2 separate regions of the Homo sapiens genome follow, and region 2 is linked to region 1. A link is a contact called in ENCODE Hi-C or POLR2A ChIA-PET data. All regions are on one chromosome and are shown on one strand. Each heading gives the region's core, a stretch centred on a gene start or an enhancer-like site at or near the end of the contact. The rest is flanking DNA. Distances are from core to core; before and after follow the strand shown.

What was found. Hi-C counts contacts between places; a loop is a spot of excess contacts on that map. ChIA-PET counts read pairs that join two places held with the same protein, here RNA polymerase II (POLR2A). Pooled maps may share reads with other maps.
Region 2: a loop to region 1 is called in a map of endothelial cell of umbilical vein, with 5 times the contacts of the local background. The contact joins two enhancer-like sites. A Hi-C loop is called at or near these places in 4 of 168 maps with a recorded cell type or tissue (PC-3, endothelial cell of hepatic sinusoid, endothelial cell of umbilical vein and 1 more) and 3 of 50 pooled maps. POLR2A ChIA-PET finds 5 or more read pairs at or near these places in 14 of 52 experiments (AG04450, BJ, CD4-positive, alpha-beta T cell and 11 more).

Annotation. Positions count from the first base shown.
Region 1 is chr17:64,703,643-64,709,455 of GRCh38, reverse strand. No RefSeq gene overlaps it. Among named protein-coding and RNA genes, the nearest start is that of SMURF2, 44 kb to the right of the region's middle. RefSeq lists an enhancer at 1,873-3,072. Within about 2 kb of position 2,180, at least 28 of the 41 ENCODE cell types and tissues checked have a DNase peak (open chromatin) inside an H3K27ac peak, as active enhancers do; they include endothelial cell of umbilical vein, where a contact is called at or near this core.
Region 2 is chr17:64,739,100-64,745,485 of GRCh38, reverse strand. No RefSeq gene overlaps it. Among named protein-coding and RNA genes, the nearest start is that of MIR6080, 38 kb to the left of the region's middle. Within about 2 kb of position 3,310, at least 20 of the 41 ENCODE cell types and tissues checked have a DNase peak (open chromatin) inside an H3K27ac peak, as active enhancers do; they include endothelial cell of umbilical vein, where a contact is called at or near this core.

The DNA.
Region 1 (5,813 bases), core at 931-3,430:
ACAACTCAGGAGACCCCCTAGTCCCAGGCAAATGGGGATGGTTGGTGACTCTCCCAGGAAGAATGGTTGCTTTGCCTTCATCTCCAGCTTCTAGAAAGGAAGACATGAGCTTGGGGCAAGGTGAGAAGAAATTGCAGGGATTTGGGGAGCTCTAGACAGCCAAGGGGTGGTGCTTCCTCGGCTTTCTGGCTGTAACAGGAAGTGGGGCTCAGACTTGAGATGCGCCAGTTTCTGCTGAATATGAGAAAGGGCTGAAGTGTGAGCTCCTGGTCACAAGAATGTTCACCGCAGCCGCAGCCGGGAGGAAGAATGGATGCCTGGCTGGGGCCCAGGGGCCTCTATGGCCACGCCCACTTCCAGGCTATTTCCTACAAAAGCTCTACCTCTTTCACTGAGGAAGACCCCTTAGTTTCTTAGTTTACAGAAAGCACATAGAACCGTGTAGATGTATACATACCGACATGAAAAGATGCTCATGATCAACTGTTTAAACAAACAAAAAAGCAGCTTACAGAATGTCTTGCACCATAGGGGCTCTTTTCTGTAAATAAATTAGAAGCAGCATACTGGCATGACACCTCCTGCTATATTTAACCTCTTATCAAGGACAAGTTTAGAGATGCTTGCTTTGGCTTTCAGAGAAGAAGAAAAAAATACCACAGCTTTTATGAACATAATATTAATGCTCACAATAACATTCTAGGCTTTGAGCTGCTTCCTGCATTTCATCGTAAACATAAGGCCCAGAACCTGTCTAGAGATTGCTGTGGTTACTCAGTGTTGGGAGAGTTTTCTAGCTTTTTCTGCCCTTCTGGAAACTTGCATCGATGCCTCTGTCCATTTCCATGTTCGGCACTGTGTTTGTGGGTCTTTTCTTAAACAGCCAAGTTGTTTTTCTTCGCAAGCTTCCTGGTGTGGGTTTTATGACATTAGTGCCCTTTGGCCTACAGGCAGAGTCCAAATTTGAGAGCCCACCAAGGCAGAGCCCCTGGGGAGTGTCTGTAGGGACTGTTTTTCTCTCTTTGGGCTGCAAAATAAGACTTATGGCTGGGCCAGACCAGGTGCAGTGGCTCACGCCTGTAATCCCAGCACTTTGGGAGGCTGAGGTGGATGGATCACCTGAGGTCAGGAGTCTGAGACCAGCCTGGCCAACATAGTGAAACCCCATCTCTACTAAAAATACAAAAATCAGCCGGGCATGGTGGCAGTCACCTGTAATCCCAACTACTCGGAAGGCTGAGGCAGGAGAATCGCTTGAACCCAGGAGGTGAAGGGTGCCACTGCACTCCAGCCTGGGCGACAAAGCAAGACCCTGTCTCAAATTAAAAAAAAAAAAAAAAAAAAAAAAAAAAAAAAAACCCAGGCGTGGTGGCTCACACCTGTAACCCTAGCACTTTGGGAGGCTGAGGCAAGTGGATCACCTAAGGTCAGGAGTTTGAGACCAGCCTGGCCAACATGGTGGAACACTGACTCTACTAAAAATACAAAAATTAGCCAGGCATGGTGGTGGGCACCTGTAGTCTCAACTACTCGGGAGGCTGAGGCAGGAGACTTGCTTGAACCCAGGAGGTAGAGGTTGCAGTGAGCTGAGATTGCGTCGCTGCATTCCAGCCTGGGCGACAGAACAAGACTCCATATCAAAAAAAAAAAAAAAAAAAGCCTCTGTGGCCTTGGGGCTGGACCAGCTCAATGAAGTAGGGGGCTCCCTCTGCCAGGCTGCCTGAGCTTGAGGCCCCAGGGCTCAGTCAGGCCGATCTTGCCTCTTTACCCGCTACTGGGGAAGGTGCAGGAAGCGGATTTCCTAAGAAACACCTGGGCAATGGCCTTCTAGACTTGTCTACTTCTGACCTCAAGTCAAGGAAGAGAAGATTGGTTAAAATGACTTTCTACCATGCTATTTTCTTTGTCAGTTCCTGCAGAGCCTCCAACAAGGTGTGTGGGCATCCTCTGTCCTTCAGCATCAGTCACCCAAGCTGGGAACCCCAGAGGAGGAAGCACCTGTTTTTGCCCTAACTTAGGGAAGGGCTTTGGATTCTCCGCCATTCAGAATGAGTCACTGTGAGACTGCGGAGCGGATTTTACTCATCCCCCAGGAATGGACCCTTGGAAGGCTCCAGAATGACTAGCCTCAAGTGTTCTGTCTCAGGCACGGGGCATTTTCCCCCACTCCACGTCTGCAGTCACTTCCTCTCTGGACACATCCTGTTTCTGGGAGCAGGCGGCATGCCAAGCAGATTGCAGCCTCTGAGCAGACGGGCGGAGACATCCTTCCTCTTATTTCTAGTACCTAATCCCATCTTCCTTCCCAGTCAGAGATATCGATCAGCATCTCTGCTTTTCCCAGGTCCCTGCACGCCAGGGAGGGAGAGTAGAGAAGGAACATGTTTCTATTGGCAACTCCAACTTATTGGAAGTGCTTAGAAACCTCTGCTGATTTCTCACCAGCTTCTGAAGCACAGGTAATCAAGAGAAGATCTAGGGCAAGGAGCCATCTATTCATTCACTCAGTAAATATTTATTAAGTGCCTACTATGTGCCAAGCCCTGTTCTGGATGCCAGGCTACGGTTGTAAACAAAACATAGAAATCAATGTCCTCATAGCAATTACGTTCTGCTGGGAGGGACAGCTGATAAACAAGATAAAAGATATAAAAATTATAGCATGTGAGATAGTGATAAATGCTGAGCAAAGAAAAAAAGCTGGGAAAGCAATATGTAATGTCAGGCATTGGGGAAGTATGAAATGTCAAACCAGGGGGCTGGGAAAGTCCTTGCTGAGAAAGGAAATTTCGAGTAGAGACTTGACAGAGGCAAGGGAGTGAGCTGGCAGTTAGCTGGGGCAAGGGCATTCTAGGCAGTGGGAAGAGAAAGTGTAAAGTTCCTGAGATTAAGAGCTCACCTGGGCAGTTTGATGAACAGGGGAAAGGCCAGTTTGATGAACAGCATGGCTGGAATGGAGTGAGGACGGGAGCGTCACAGGAGTTAAAGTCAGTGTGGCTAAAAGGAGCAGTATCTTGCTACAATTTGTGGGTGGTAGTATGGACTTTGGTTTGCACCCAGCATGATACAGGAAGCCACTGGAGGGTTTTAATGGAGAAGTGACAGGCTCTGATTTATGTTTGAACAGGATCTTTTGGGAAGCGGCACCGATAGTATCCTGAACAGGGTGAGAGCAGGATGTGGGAGCAGCAAAACCACTTAGGAGGGCACTGCAGGCCAGGCGCTGTGGCTCACCCCTGTAATCCCAGCACTTTGGGAGGCTGAGGTGAGTGGATCACTTGAGGTCAGGAGTTCAAGACCAGGCTGGGCAACATGGTGAAACCCCGTCTCTACTAAAAATACAAAAATTAGCCGGGCATGGTGGTGTGCACCTGTAATCCCAGCTACTGGGGAGGCTGAGGCAGGAGAATTGCTTGAACCTGGACAGCGGAGGTTGCAGTGAGTTGAGATCACTTCAGTGCACTCCAGTCTGGGAGACTACATCTCAAAATAAATAAATAAAATAAGAGAAAAAAAGTAAAAGGGCACTGCAGTAGGCTAGGAGAGAGAGAATGGTGGTTTGGACAGGTAGTGGTAGGGAGTGGTAAGCTGTGATTCCAGAATATTCTGAAGATAGAGCTCACAGGATCTGCTGATAGACCAGATGTGGAGCATGAGAAAATAGAGAAAAAGATATACCCATGTTTCCAGCCTAAATAAATGGAAGAACAGAGTTGCTGTTAGTAAAGATGGAAAACCCATAGGAAGAATTGGCTCAGGGCAGAATATCAGAAGCTGTTGGCCATGGAAAGGTGGAGATGCCCATTGGACATCCATGTGCAGCTGTCAAGCAGACTTTGGAGATAACGGTCTGTAGTTCAGAGGAGAGGTTCTGGCTAGAGGTACAAATCTGGAGTCATGCTTTCAGTGCTGGGACTGGTCAGGTTGGATTTTGTTTCATATGGTGAATATTTAAAAAATGTAATCTTTCAAAATTTATAGTATGTGACCCTTTAAAGATGTAAGTCAGATTATGGGATTTTTCTACTTTGAACCTTCAAATTATTTCCCTTTTCATTCAGTTTGAAAAGCAAAGTCTGAAGATAGTTTGGTAGCATCTATCAAAGTAAAACCTAGATGGCTAGGCATGGTGGCTCACACCTGTAATCCCAGTACTTTGGGAGGCCGAGGTGGGTAGATCATTTGAGGTCAGGAGTTTGAGGCCAGCCTGGCCAAAATGGCAAAACCCCGTCTCTACTAAAAATACAAAAATTAGCCGGGCATAGTGGTGGGTGCCTGTAATGCCAGCCACTCAGGAGGCTGAGGCAGGAGAATCGCTTAAACCCAGAAGGTGGAGGTTGCAGTGAGCCAAGATTGAGCCACTACACTTCAGCCGGGGTGACAGAGTGAGACTCCATCCCCCGCTACCAAAAAAAAAAAGTAAAACCTAAACCTAATAATCTCACCCTGAATGCATACTCATGTGTTCCAAATGACACAAATGAGAATGGTCATCGCAGCGTTTGAAATAGCCCCCAAACTGGAAACAACCCAAATATTGATCCATGGTAGAATGGACAAATCAATTGTGTTATATTTACACAGTGCAATATTACAGGGCAATGAAAAAAAATGAAGCATCACTATGCACGATAACATGGACAAATCTCATAACCATAACACTGAGGGAGTGAAGCCTGACACCAAAGGGTAATACTGTGTGATTCATAAGCACAAAGTTCAAAACAGGCAAAACTGATCCAGTGTGGACTGAAAGTCCAAAATCAAGTAATGACAGGAGGCGTGAAAGAGGCTTCAGGGTTGCTGGTAGTGGTTTTTTGTTTTTTGTTTTTTGTTTTGAGATGGAGTTTTGCTCTTTTGCCCAGGCTGGAGTGAAGTAGCGTGATCTCGGCTCACTGCAACCTCCGTCTCCTGGGTTCAAACGATTCACCTGCCTCAGCCTCCAAGTAGCTGGGATTATAGGTGCACGCCACCACGCCTGGCTAATTTTTGTATTTTTAGTAGAGATGGGGTTTCGCCATCTTGGCTAGGCTGGTCTCAAACTCCTGACCTCAGGTGATCCACCCGCCTCGGCCTCCCAAAGTCCAAGGGTTGCAAGTGTGAGTCACTGCGCCCGGCCAGGGTTGCTGGTAGTGTTCTTTTTTTTTTTTTTTTTTTTTTTTTTTAATCTCAGCTCACCTCAACCTCTGCCTCCCAGGTTCAAGTGATTCTCCTGCGTCAGCCTCCCGAGTAGCTGGGATTACAGGTGCGCACCACCATGCCCAGCCAATTTTTGTAATTTTATTAGAGACGGGGTTTCACCACGTTGGCCAGGCTGGTCTCAAACTTCTGACCTCAGGCGATCCTCCTGCCTTGGCCTCCCAAAGTGCTGGGATTACAGGCATGAGCCCCCACACCCAGCAAGCTGCTGTTAGCGTTTCATAGCTTGGTTGGGATGATGGTTTAAATGGGTGGGTTGGTGAAAAATCAGGCTGGGTGCAGTGACTCACCCCTGTAATCCCAGCACTTTGGGAGGCCAAGGCAGGAGGATCGCTTGAGCCCAGGAGTTTGAGACCAGCCTGGCAACAAGGTAAAACACTGTCTCTACAAAAAATACAAAAATTAGCCAGGTGCAGTGGTTTGCATCTGTAGTCTCAGGTACTCAGGAAGCTGAGGTGGGAGGATCACTTGAGCCCCAGAGGTAGAGGTTGCAGTGAGCCAAGATCCCACCACTGCATTCCAGCCTGGGTGACGAGAGTAAAACCCTGTCTCAAAAAAAAAAAAAAATGCACTGAGTTGTACACTTACGATGTTTCCTTTTCTCTATATGTGCT
Region 2 (6,386 bases), core at 2,061-4,560, 35 kb before region 1:
AAATTCCTGGCCTCAAGCTATCCTCCTGCCTCAGCTTCCCAAAGTGCTGGGATTTGCAGGAATGAGCCACTGCACCTGGCTGCCTCCAACCTTTTAACACCAAAGATTTCTGTTTGTTCTTACATAGACTCTTGTTTTGATATATTTTACCTTCTAGTCTAAGTTGATTATTACTCTTCTTTTTTTTCCCCTTATCAATCAGATACACATCAACATAAGATGACCATACTGGATTGTTTACATACTTAATGATGGGATTCTACTGAAAAGTCAGATGTTTTGTCAGCCTTTAGGTCTTTTACGGGCTTGGCATAGCTCTCTGAACAGTGGAACTGGCTCAAGGAGAGCCCACTGTGACTAAGTTCCTAGACTGGCTGTTAGCCTTTGCAGTATCCCAGTGAGAGGTCCAGCTGTCTTCTTGTGCCCACTGGTTCCCTTTCTCTTAATTCTATTGGACAGACTAATTGGAGCACCTCCTCACCTAACTTCTCATTGGCCATGAGAACAGGACTGAACCACCCAAGTCCAACTTGGTGATGGAAGCTTGTCAGTATCAATACCTGATAGGGCCCTAATACTAGTGTTAATGAAGTTTCTTGAATGAGCAAACACTTGACTGTTGAGACAGCCACCACAAAGCCATATTTTCTACTATGAAGAAACTCATGTTTAGAACTTGAACAAGTTTAGGCAGAAATATTGGAAGCTTATCCATAAAAACAAGGGAATATGAGGAAAGATTGGATGAATAAGAAAACTTTAAATCAATTCAAAATTAAAATTAATGGTCAAGGTATGATACCCAGAAGGCATCTCCTGATTGTGGCTGCAAAAAATACATATTTTAAAAGCAAAACTATTGAAATATAGGAGAAATGTAGAAAACTGTGTATAAATGAGGTGGTCTTTTTCTTTCTTTTTTTTTTTTTTTTTGAGACAGAGTTCCACTCTTGTTGCCCAGGCTGGGGTGTAATGGCATGATCTTGGCTCATTGCAACCTCCGCCTCCCAGGTTCAGGAGATTCTCCTGCCTCAGCCTCCCAAGTAGCCAGGATTTCAGGCATGCGCCACCACACCAGGCTAATTTTGTATTTTTAGTAGAGACCGGGTTTCTCTATGTTGGTCAGGCTGGTCTCAAACTCCTGACCTCAAGTGATCCACCCACCTGGGCCTCCCAAAGTGCTGGGATTACAGGCATGAGCCACCACGCCCAGCCAAGATGGTCTTTTTCAACCCTTTGGCTTAGACTAAAGTTGTAAGTGACCAATGACTGTCACCCTACTCTGTTCTTGCCCATTCTTTCAACCAACGTCTCAACCACTCAGCAAAGATTAACTTAGGGAACACAAAGCTAATTCATTTTCCTTCCTTTCTTTCTTTTTCTTTCTTTCTTTCTTTCTTTCTTTCTTTCTTTCTTTCTTTCTTCCTTCCTTCCTTCCTTCCTTTCCTTCTTTCTCTCTCTCTTTCTTTTTTCTCTCCCTCTCTCTCTCTCCTCCCTCCCTCCCTCCCTTCCTCTCTCCTTCCTTCCTTCGCTTCCTTCTTTCTCTCTCTCACTCTCTTTTTTCTCTCCCTCTCTCTCTCTCCTCCCTCCCTCCCTCCCTTCCTCTCTCCTTCCTTCCTTCCTTTCTCTTTTTTTCTTCCTTTTCTCTTTCTTTTCTTTCTGGTAATTCTTTAAAATGTATTTTTGGTAGTTACAGAAATAATACTTATTTTAGAAAATTTGAAAAACAGAATACCACAAAGATTAAAATAATAACCTAAAACAATTAAAATAATAACCTAAAATTCTACCATTGGATTTTATATTTTGGCCTGAATAAGAATTCTTAACCTGTGTAACCTGAGATCCAAGATAGGTTATGGGGCTCCTGAACCTCTGAAACTGTATGCACAGTTTACTGTTAAATACATGTGGGTGCTTTTCAAAGAAAGGGGATCACAGCCTGGGGAAAATTAGGCCCTCAAAGGCAGAGCTACCTTCAAAATATTATGAGTTTCAGGTGTAGTTCCTTTCCATTTCTTTTCTTTTTCTTGTTTTGTTTTTCTTTTTTTGTTTCTTTTGAGACAAAGTCTCACTCTGTCGCCCAGGCTGGAGTGCAGTGGCGAAATCTTGGCTCACTGCAACCTCCGTCTCCCAGGTTCAAGCAATTCTCCCACCTCAGCCTCCCGAGTAGCTAGGATTACAGGTACCCGCCACCATGCCCAGCTAATTTTTGTATTTTTAGTAAAGATGGAGTTTCACCATATTGGCCAGGCTGGTCTTGAACTCCTGACCTCAGGTGATCCACCTACCTCGGCCTCCCAAAGTGCTGGGATTACAGATGTGAGCCACCACGCCCAGCCTATTTTCTACACATTTGTAAATATGCTTTTTGCTTTTTTCTTTTCTTTTCTTTTTTTTTTTTTGACGGAGTCTTGCTCTTGTTGCCCAGGCTGGAGGGCAATGGCGCAATCTTGGCTCATTGGAAACTCCACCTCCCAGGTTCAAGTTATTCTCCTGCCTCAGCCTCCTGAGTAGCTGGGATTACAGGCATGCACCACCGGGTCGAGCTAATTTTTGTATTTTTAGAGATGGGGTTTCACAATGTTGGCCAGGCTGGTCTCGAACTCCTGACCTTGTGATCCACCCACTGCAGCCTCCCAAAGTGCTGGGATTACAGGCATGAGCCACCGCGCCCGGCTGCTGTTTTTTTTTTAATGTCACTCCCTGAGCCTAATAGGTAGTTTAAGACCTCAGATCAGTGACTGTAACTGCCATTGACTAAAGAACTCCAGTTGGACAGGCGTTTTTGCCACTGTCCCTAAAAGATGGCATTTGGTTGACATTCATTCCAAAAGCATGATGAAACACACTAAAAATCTGTGGTGCCTTTGTCCTCGGAAAGAGAAGATGGCAAGGGTTTATATTTCTCGTTTGGCCAGGAGTTCAGTTTCCCTGCAAGCCCCAGAGGGTGGGTGGTAACAATGGGACATGTTTGGCTCCTCATCCTCCTGCTGACAGCCAGGTCTCAGAGAGGCAAGTCCCACACTTCCCAAACTCTGGATCCGAGCTCTGCCGCCGCCGGAGGAAAGGCTTCTAACTGGTTAGGAAGCACAGAACTTGCCTGGCCTTCACCAGCATTATCAGATCTGTCATTCTCTTTAGGAACTGGCTCTGCTCTAGGCCTTGTTCTTTGCTCCAGAGGTAACAATTGCCATTTTTCTTTGGTATTTCTGCTGTAGTGATCATACTTGCCCTTCTCATAGGAAACCATGGGAATCAGCCCAAGTCACAGCTGGCTTCCAGATGGCTCTTGATCCTGTGACACCACCAACATTCCAATGCTGATTTGCTTGGGAGGTTCAAACTTGGCTTGCCGGGGCACCATGCTTCTGGAACCCCACCCTGGGAGATTTATAGGCAGGCCTTGGAGAGAACAAATCTCTAGAGGTGGGATGGAGCCAAGCAGTTTCCTTTTGTTACATGTTCTAGAATTCTGCCTAAAACAGAAGAGGCTGACCTCATTCTTGCCCCACCCGAAGATTGAGCGGGAATAACTAACTAGCAAGCTATTACTGACATTGCTAAATTACCTAACAAAGAAAGTTCTTCATTCTTTCTGTCTCCGTCTCTCTTGATGTATACTAATATATGTGTATATATACTCTCTCTCTCTCTATATATATATATATACATATGCTAGAAGAGAATTCTTCATATATATGTGCATACACAAGAGGAATTCTCTTCCAGTGTGTGTTCTTGCTGTAGGATGCTAAGTTTGACATAAAAATGATCTAAGAAGATTGTATTCTCTAGGTCCCAGGCTGAGAGTATCCAACCTGTTCAGGTAGAAATGGCCAGTAGAGCTCAAATAGTTTCTTGTTGCAAAGAAATTCTTTGGTGTCCATTTCCTGGAGATTCTGTGGAGGATGCTAGCAGGTTTCTAACATACTTCAGCTGTTCAGGAAATACTTTAAATAATTTCCTGCTCTAGAGAATAGGAGGAGGGCCTGAAAGTTGGAATGCATTACCCTCTTTCTTTACGGTCTCAAATGTGGTTCAGAAGGACCCTTTGCTATTCACACACATGCTCTGAGGCACTCTTTTCTGCCTCTACCAGCCTTTTTATGTGGGAATGTTCTTTTTTTAAGTGTGGCGAGAATCCTAGTAACTTGGACTTCCCATAGCATGCTGGCCTGAGCTTCCTAAGAACTTTACAAACATGAGCTAATTAAGCTTGGAAAGCCCCATGCCAGTCCTCCCGGCTGTTATTGAAATGAGGCCAGCTCTGAGGTGGACCAGCCACAGTTTTTGCCCGGCACAGCAACAATTCAAACAGTGGAGAGGAAGGGAAGCTGGCTGCCTAACGCAATTGAAACTGCAAGGGAGAAGCAAGTTAGGCAACACGTAATTCATTGCCTCCTTGGTTTGCTTTAGTCTAACAGTGGGGCTCAGATTTTAACTCAGTATTTTAACTGGGTCAGTTAGGCCTTTGTCCAAGATTTCAGGCAATAGCCCCAAAAGTCTAAGATTTTGCTTTGTTTTGAGATGGAGTTTCACTTTTGATGCCCAAGCTGGGTGCAATGGTGCGATCTCAGCTCACTGCAACCTCCACCTCCCAGGTTCAAGTGATTCTCCTGCCTCAGCCTCCCAAGTTGCTGGGATTACAGGCGTGCGCCACCACACCCAGCTAATTTTGTATTTTTAGTAGAGTCAGGGTTTCACCATGTTGGTCTGGCTGGTCTCGAACTCCTGACCTCAAATGATCCACCCGCTTCAGCCTCCCAAAGTACTGGGATTACAGGTGTGAGCCATTGCGCCCAGCCTAAGATTTTGCTTTTACCTAAAGCAGTGGTTCTCAATCGAGGGAGATATTGCCCCCCAAGATGACATTTGACAAAAATCTGGAGACATTTTTTTTTTTTTTGAGATGGAGTTTCACTCTTGTTGCCCACGCTGGAGTGCAATGGCATGGTCTCAGCTCACTGCAACCTCCACCTCGTGGGTTCAAGCGATTCTCCTGCCTCAGCCTCCTGAGTAGCTGGGATTACAGGCACCTGCTACCACGTCTGGCTAATTTTTGTATTTTTAGTAGAGATGGGGTTTCTCCATGTTGGCCAGGCTGGTCTTGAACTCCTGGCCTCAGATGATCTGCCCACCTTAGCCTCCCAAAGTGCTGGGATTACAGGCGTGAGCCACCGCGCCTGGCCTGGAGACATTTTTGGTTGTCACTTCTCGGGGAGGAGGATGCTACTGTCATCTAGTGGATAGTGACCAGGGATGCGGCTAAACACCCCATAATGCACAGAACAGCCCCACAATAAATAATTTTCTGGTCTAAGATGTCAATAGCGTGGGGGTTAAAACCCCTGATTTCAAGCTTCAAAGTGACTCAGCGTTGGCTTGTCTCCTCTGTGTTAGCCCTAAATCTTAGCCTTGTGACCTTTCAGCCCACTCAAGTCTAGGATCTAAGCTCATGGCAGCACCCTGAGCCTCTTGTGGGTTCCTGAGCTCAGCCCTCCCATCGATGCCTCTGTGGGTGATGACATTGTCCTGAGCTTCTGGGTGACGAAGACATGCCTCTCACTGTGCCATAGGTTCCTGGGAAATTGGATGCCTCTGCGTCTTATGAGTGGGCTTTCTGGAAAAGAAACCACTTGTGTAGTTCCCAGTTGGGCCCCAGAGCTTTGAGGTCCTGTGTTCCTCGCAGTGAATACAGTGAGGCGTCCCGTTTCTCTGAAGAGCCCATTCAGAGAACAGCTATTTACTTCCTGCCTCCTCCGGGCCCAGCTGCCAGGGAGACCCCAGGCTTCAGCAAGAGGCAGCTACAGGGAAATTCAGCCAATGGAAAGATACCAGGGAATTTAATTTCAGCCTTTCCTTTTGTAAACTTAAAAGACATTCTCTCATGAGAAAGCCTGGGAAACCTTCACTTCAGCCAGGGAGACTCCTCAAGCAATCCCCCAGTCTCAGCCTCCCAAAGTGTTGGGATTACAGGTGTGAGTCACTGCACTCCGATCCAATTTACTTTTTGTTGTTGTTGAGAGACAAAGTCTCACTCTGTTGCCCAGGCTGGAGTGCAGTGTTGCAATCTCAGCTCATTGCAACCTCTGCCTCCCGGGTTCAAGTGATTCTCTTGTGCCTCAGCCTCCTGAGTAGCTGACAGGTGTGTGCCACCAGGCCTGGCTGATTTTTGTATTTTTAGTAGAGATGGGGTTTCACCATGTTGGCCAGTCTGGTCTTGAACTCCTGACCTCAGGTGATCCACCCGCCTCAGCCTCCCAAAATGCTGGGATTACAGGCGTAAGCCACTGCACCTAGCCAACAATTTACTTTTAAAAGGTGAAAGTAAAGCTGGTGACAATGAAAAGGGCATGTCTTTGCCCTTTTCTGCCTAAGAGATT